2 separate regions of the Mus musculus genome follow, and region 2 is linked to region 1. A link is a contact called in ENCODE Hi-C or POLR2A ChIA-PET data. All regions are on one chromosome and are shown on one strand. The core of a region is the stretch at or near the end of the contact, and the rest is flanking DNA. Distances in the headings are between cores, read along the strand shown.

What was found. A loop is a pair of places that touch in the nucleus more often than their neighbours do. ChIA-PET counts read pairs that join two places held with the same protein, here RNA polymerase II (POLR2A).
Region 2: POLR2A ChIA-PET joins it to region 1 with 30 read pairs in embryonic stem cell. The contact joins the enhancer-like site here to the promoter of Ggcx in region 1. A Hi-C loop is called at or near these places in 6 of 37 maps with a recorded cell type or tissue (CH12F3, T-helper 17 cell, T-helper 2 cell and 2 more). POLR2A ChIA-PET finds 5 or more read pairs at or near these places in 2 of 5 experiments (both embryonic stem cell).

The regions. Positions count from the first base shown.
Region 1 is chr6:72,412,592-72,416,362 of GRCm38, forward strand. Ggcx (gamma-glutamyl carboxylase) reads left to right here and starts at 1,717. Exons shown (of 15, transcript NM_019802.5): 1 at 1,717-1,858; 2 at 2,081-2,251. The coding sequence starts at 1,816.
Region 2 is chr6:72,508,813-72,512,583 of GRCm38, forward strand. No RefSeq gene overlaps it. Among named protein-coding and RNA genes, the nearest start is that of Sh2d6, 9.3 kb to the right of the region's middle. Within about 2 kb of position 1,924, at least 1 of the 3 ENCODE cell types and tissues checked has a DNase peak (open chromatin) inside an H3K27ac peak, as active enhancers do.

The DNA of each region.
Region 1 (3,771 bases), core at 467-2,966:
AAGTGGATATTAGCCCAGAAACTTAGGATACCCAAGATATAAGATATAATTTGCTAAACACATTAAACTCAAGAGAACGAAGACCAAAGTGTGGACACTTTGCCCCTTCTTAGAATAGGAAACAAAACACCCATGGAAGGAGTTGCAGAGACAAAATTTGGAAGTATGACGAAAGGATGGACCATCTAGTGATTGCCATATCCAGAGATCCATCTCATGATCAGCTTCCAAACGCTGACACCATTGCATACACTAGCAAGATTTTGCTGAAAGGACCCAGATATAGCTGTCTCTTGTGAGACTATGCCAGGGCCTAGCAAACACAGAAGTGGATGCTCACAGTCAGCTATTGAATGGACCACAGGGCCCCCAATGGAGGAATTAGAGAAAGCACCCAAGGAACTAAAGGGAACTGCAACCCTATAGGTGGAACAACAATATGAACTAAGCAGTACCCCGGAGCTCTTGTCTCTAGCTGCATATGTATCAAAAGATGGCCTAGTCGGCCATCACTGCAAAGAGAGGCCCATTGGACTTGCAAACTTTATATGCCCCAGTACAGGGGAACGCCAGGGCCAAAAAGGGGGAGTGGGTGGGTAGGGGATTGGGGGGTGGGGTGGGTATGGGGAACTTTTGGTTTAGCATTGGAAATGTAAATGAGCTAAATACCTAATAAAAAATGGAAAAAAATTATTTATTTTGGGCTGGAGAGATGGCTCAGGGGTTAAGAGTACTGACTGCTCTTCTAAAGGTCCTGAGTTCAATTCCCGGCAACCACATGGTGGCTCACAACCATCCGTAACAAGATCTGGCGCCCTCTTCTGGAGTGTCTGAAGACAGCTACAGTGTAGTTACATATAATAAATAAATAAATCTTTTAAAAAATTATTTATTTTATGTATATAAGTATACTGTAGCTGCCTTCAGACACACCAGAAGAGGGCCTCGGATCCCATTACACATGGTTGTGAGCCACCATGTGGTTGCCGGGAATTGAACTCAGGATCAATGGAAGAGCAATCAGTGCTCTTAAATGCTGAGCCATCTCCCCAGCCCCTTCCAAGTGCGTCTTTAACTCCCCAACCCACATCTGCAGAAAAGTCTACCCTTTTGCACCTCGCGACTTTTTGGGAGGGGGTGCAGGGACGGGATGTTCAAACCTGGAGACTCCTGATGGGGTTCGGGAAGGACTCAATGAAATTAGGAAAGTATAATTCTTAGTTTTTAAATCCTAAAATGTGGGAGACAGAGGCAGAGTGGCAGAAGGATTGCTGGGAGTTCGAGGCTAGTTCGGTCTCAAAAGCAGGCATGGTGGTGAGTGTTTTTATTCCAGCACTCCAAAAGCAGAAGCAGGTGAATTTGAGGCCAGTCTGGTTTACATAAGCGAGAAAACTACAAAAAGAGATCCAATCTAAAAACAGCAAAGCAGGCGTCGAGATTGAAGTTCAAGTATGTGATGGGATAGCTAGTAGTATAGAGAGAGACACTTGTTCTGAAAACTGTCACTCCTTCCTCTCAATGCCAAAGTTAGATTTAGCAAGCGCCTGCGCTGCCCATCCCCAAAGGTCCTCATACCCACCCGGTCTCTGAGCTCAGGGCTCGGCTCAGGATCGCCCCGCCCACACTCCTAGCCCACGCCCCCTATGCTTCAGTGCGGGGCCGGGGGTTCCGGCCTTCACGACAGTGCGGGCGCTTTCCGGCCGTCCGCGCGAGTGCTTACGTGTCGAGGAGGCGGGGCCTAAGACAGCAAGTCTAAGTCTGGAGGTTCCACTGGGTCCGACCTGGCTGCAGAGAGGCTCACCTGTCCCTGCAGTCATGGCTGTGCACCGCGGCTCCGCACTGGTTGCTCCCGCCTCAGGTAGGCTGAGGGTTGGCGAGAGGCACGGTGGTCTTAGTGGGGAAGTGGCTTATTGAGAGAGATGGCGGTCTGTGTTGGAAGATCGTAGGAGAATCTTGGATGACCTGAGACTCAGAAGGTTGCAGGAGCTGGATCAGTGGAAGAACCCAGTGGGTGGAGGTCCTAGACTGTAGGGACTGCGGTTTTCCCACGCACTTTTTGACCCCAGGTCTTGGTTTGTAGATAAAGTACAGAAAAACAAGTCTGCACAGACATCAGGACTGAAACAGGGCAGCCGAATGGAGAAAATTTTAGGGTTTGAATGGACAGATTTATCTAGCTGGCAGAGTGTCGTGACCCTGCTTAACAAACCAACGGACCCTGCAAACCTGGCTGTCTTTCGTTTTCTCTTTGGTAAGTCCATTTTCTGGATGGGGACATTTTGGTTGAGGTGGTGGTGGTAGTGGTGGGAAAATGTCATCTTATTTCTTTTTAAGATTTATCATTATTTTGTTTATGTGTATGTATGTATGTGTTAGTTTGCTTTCTATTACTCTGATAAAAACACCATGATGAAAAGCAACCTGGAAAAGCATGAGTTCATTTCAGCTTACAGTTGTAGTCCATCTCGGAGAGAAGTCAGGGCAGGAATCTGGAGACCAGAACTGAAGAAGAGGCCATGGAGGAACCTTGTAGATGCTGGCTGGCTCCTCGTGGTTTGTTCAACCTGCTTTCTTCTACCAGTAGGGATCACCTGCCCAGGGTGGCACCATCCACAGTAGGCTGTGCCCTCTCACATAAATGCTTACGGGCCAATTTCTTCGAGGTATTTCCTTAGTTGAGGTCCTCTAGCTTGTTTTTAGGTGACGAAGATTAACCAGGGCAGTGTCTGTGTGATTGTAGGCCAGGCGTGTGCTTGCTTGTAGAAGCCAGAAGAGGGAGTTGGACCCCTTGGAGCTGGAGTTAAAGGTAGTTGCTGCCTGATATGGGTGATGGGGACTGAACTCTGTTCCTTTGGAAGATCAGTTGCAGGCTGGAGAGATGGCTCAGAGGTTAAGAGAGCATTGACTGCTCTTCCAGAAGTCTTGAGTTCAATTCCCAGCAACCACATGGTGGCTCACAACCATCTGTAATGGGATCCGATGCCCTCTTGGTGTGTCTGAAGGTAACTACGGTGTACTCATATATATAAGATAAATAAATCTTTTTTAAAAAGAAAAATAAAAAGAAGATTATTTGCATTCTCATAACTGCTGAGCCATTCTCTCCAGCCTAGTTGCCCATCTCTTCTCCTTAGAGCTGAAGGTATTGGAATAATGGAAGAATTCTTTGGAAGTTTGGAATTATCTGGCCTTGTCATCTGCAGTTAGGGTTTAGTGTTTAGAAATGCTTTGGACACATGGAGTAGAGGAACAGCTGCATGCCTGTGTGCATGCAAGAGCATGCTTGCATGTGGTGAGTTTAGGCCAGAGGTCGGTGTCAGCTGTCTTCCTCAGCCACTGTCCATCGTAGTTTTTGAGGTGGGGTTTCTCTCTCCTGAACCTAGAGCTCACCAGTTGAGGTAGACTGGCTGGCCAGCAAGCCCCAGGGGTCAGCCTGTTTCTCAGCCACTGAGATCGGTAGCTACCATGCCAGGCAGGCTTTGGACATGAGTGCTAGTGACCTGAACTCAGCCTCTCACGCTTGCAACAAGGACTTTGATTTTTTTTACCAATGGAGTAATCTCCCCGGCTCTTTTTGGCTTTTGAAATAGTCTCATTACATAGACCAGGTTTGTCTGGCCTCTTAAGTGCTCCTCTTGTTTCTCAAGTGCTGGGATTACAAACACCATGACACCTGACAGGAGAGACATTTTGTTCATGTCGTGAAGCTACTCAGAAGTTACACTAAGCAATTCAGAGAAATAGCCAGGGTGACAACTCACAGGGTTACAG
Region 2 (3,771 bases), core at 674-3,173, 96 kb after region 1:
GGTGAGCTCAGCCTGTCTCCAGCACTAGAAGCCTTTTGTGCTTGCAAACACATCTGCTCACTGTTTCCTATTAGATTTACTCCTCCCTGAAGCAGAACAAAACCACCTAAGGATCTGGAATGTGGTTCTGCTCGGGCTCTGAACATTTCCAAGTTGATCCTGCAGCAGTGCCTCACAGGGGTATGTCCAGTGGAAACAGAGGCCTCCGAAGCCCTCAGGCTCAGGCCCAGAGCTTGCCCCGGCATCCTGGCCTCTTACCTGAGTCGTTCCAGGCTTTTCTCCACTCCCCCTCCCTGCCCTTCAAAAAGATGCAGTTCCCTGTGCATCCACCTAATACGTTCTCCTTTCAATAGATAGATAAATGTGTATTAATGGAAATCTGTAGCTCACATCTGGGAGGGCATTAAGGAAAAAGCACCATGTAGACCGGGGTGGTCTTGAACTCTCTGAAGTTTACCTGCCTTCTGATTCCCAAGTGTGTGTGTGTGTCTGTGTCTGTGTGTGTGTGTCTCTGTGTGTGTGTCTGTGTATGTTGTCTTATCAGAAAAAGAATGACAGTAGCCAGTAGAAACAATAATTATGATATATCTACCTAAAGTTTTCATGGGCCACAGAGAGAGATGATCACAACCAGGCTTTGCCTATTTATAGCTATAATTATTACTAGGTATTAATCATTTGGCTGATAGCATGTATCAGCTTATTTTACACACACACACACACACACACACACACACACACACACACACACACACATATATAGTTAAACATAATTAAATATTACTTTTTTTCCTTCTCACACCAACCCTAAACAGGCATTCACTGTATTCTTTTTTGTTTTGTTTTGTTTTTCAAGACGGGGTTTCTCTGTGTAGGCCTGGCTGTCCTGGAACTCACTTTGTAGACCAGACTGGCCTCAAACTCAGAAATCCGTCTTCCTCTGCCTCCTGAGTGCTGGGATTAAAGGTGTGCACCACCATGCCCGGCTCTGTTTTCTTTTTCTTTTTTTCACTCTTCTTTTGTTTATTTTTTGAAACACAATTTTCCTGTGTAGCCTGGTTGTCTTGCTACTTGCCCTGTAGACCAGGCTGGCCTCAAACTCAAAGATCTGCCTGCCTCTGCCTCCCCAGTGCTGGGATTAAAGGTGTTGCTCCACTGCTGTCTCTCTCTTCTTTTTAATACCCCTCCACACACACCACCATAAAGCTGAGGCTGGCCACAAACTCAAGCTCTTCCTACCTCTACCTCTTGAGCTCCTGAATCATAGGCATGGGTCAGCACACACAGCTTCACTGACTGTTTTCAAAGAGGAGGGCTGGAGCTGCAGCTCAGTGGTGCAGTGCTTATCTAAGCATGTACCAGGCCCTGGGTTGGCTTCTCATCGATGCATGGCAAAGAAACAAATAAAGCCAACATAACCCAGACTCTAATTGGGAAATCTCTGCATGCCTGTAATCTCAACTGCTTGGGAGGCCCAGGCAGGGGAATGGCAAATTCAAGCTTAGTATGGGCAGAATAACAAGAATCATCGCAGCAAAAACAGCTCTCAGTGTTAGATGCCTGTTTAGCATATACAAGCCCCTGGGTTTGATTCCTAGAATAAGCAAGGAGGGAGGGGAGGCAGGGGGTGACCGAGGTCAGGGCTACACAGAGGATGCATGGCTCAGCCACACTTGGACTCTTCTGTACACGTTCCTCTCAGGTCAGCTGCAAGCCTGGATGGTTAACTTAGATCACACTGGGAACCCAGCAGATGTGTTATGGCCTGGGCCATGGCTTTCACATCCTCCCCAGCCGCATACTTCCTGGGCTCACCTAGTCTTTCAGGTCCTCAGTAACAAACCATTTGGTATCTGTCACGCACAGTATCTCTCAAGGACTTGTTCTCTCAGCAGATGACCCTGCCTGGAATTTTCTAGTCTGGCCTGTTCACCTCAGGAAACGTGGTTGAGTGCTTGGCAGGGTCGGCAGTGGAAAGTCAAAGGCTTCCGTCTCCATGGAATTACAGAAATACCCGAAGCCTCCCACTCTCCCTGCATCTGTGCTGGCTCACTGATCTCTGCTGTAGGAAACTGGAGGAGTGCTCCCCCTGTGTCCTCTAATGCTCATACCCTCCATGCTCACACTCCTTACCAGGCCTCCCAGGTTCCTCCAGGCCTGCCCCTGCCATTTTTATTCCTTCACATTTAGAAAGGCAAAAAGCCTGGAAAGATGGGATGGTTGCCAGCCAGCTATAACTGTACACATTCATCTACTCAAAAGGAATTAACTACTGGCTAGTGACGTAGCTCAGTTGGTAGGGTGCTTGCCCAACATTTATGAAGCCCTATGCTTGGTCCCCAGTGTGGAACAAACTGGCCATGGTGACCCATGTCTATTATCTCAATGCTCAAAAGGTGGAGTCAGATGAGTCAGGAGTTCAAGGTCATCCTTAGCTGCACAGCAAGTTTGATGCCAACCTGGGCAACATGAAACCTTGTCTCAAAACGAAACCAAAACCTCAAAGTGTAATAAAACTGTTGTCTTTGAATTTAAAAAAAAAAAAAAAATAGAGCTTTAAGACAATCTTGGCTTGAACTTGCATGTTAAAATGAGTCCATATTGTCAGCTTTGAGGAACTTGGGATAGAATGAATTTTTCAACACTTGTCACCAACTGTCTTCATTGTCCTGACTATCTGATATGGGGATGACAGGTTGGTTCTGGGTGGGTGAAAGGTAAGTAGCAGGGACCAAGGCTAGGAGGAGGGAGAGGAAGGTGGGGAAGGCCAGAATGGGTTGGGTCCCAGGGAGAGAAGACATCTGGATACACATCTGTCAGCTAAGGAGGTGCTAAGCCAGTTCTGGGCCTTGCTCTTTTCTCTTTCAGTGTCTTTCTACGGTGGGAGGAGGCCGCAGCATGTGGAGGTCAGAGGCTAACATAGCCAAGATGGTTCTCTTCTTCCACCCTGTGTCAGCCTTGGCAGGAAACTGACCCACACACTGAACCAACCACCTTGATGGCCTGCTGTCCTAAGGATCATGCTCATTTCTGCCATGGGGGCTCTAATAATTAGGTACTGCCCACACTACCTGGACAGTTTCCCTGATTCTTGCAGGAACAATGAATGAAAGTTACCTCTTTTTTTTTTTTTTTCTTTTGTAATATGTATTGGGGGTTTGTTCTGAGACTGTTTGTACGCAGTTCTAAGTGGACTGGAACTCACTATATAAACCAGGCTAGCTAAGAACTACCTATCTCCTGCCCCAGCATGAAGTACCTTTGCAGCCAATAACAAAAGCGCTCTTAGTTTACCGATAAGGGAGTTCAGAACTCATTTAAAAGGCCTGAAAAGGCTTTTCTGTCTTCAAAGCAGATGAGGGCACCCCAAAGTGCCAGTGGCCCACATCCTAAGTCCGTAGGTGCCTGGAGAAATGGTAGGAGAGAGAGGCCATTTCCACTGCTTGAGCCTAGAAGTGGCCTGGGGTAAAAAGAAATGCTAGGCTAACAGGCCTGGCAGGCAGCAGAGAGTCCCTACCCTCCGCAGGCTGAGATCCCCCCACTCCTGCAACACTGGGCAGGTGCTGTCCATGATCAGACTCCTGGCTTGAGCCTGCATCCTGCTGGGCTTTATCAGTAGCAGTTAATTGACCCGAATTCTGGGCTGGTGTAAGAGAAGGGAGCCAGAGTGTGGCTCATGATGCGCCTCTTACGCAGGAAGGCCCTCACTTAAGCCTCCTAACCGGAGGTCGATGATTGGGCAGGGACAATTATCTTCCCATCTATTACAGC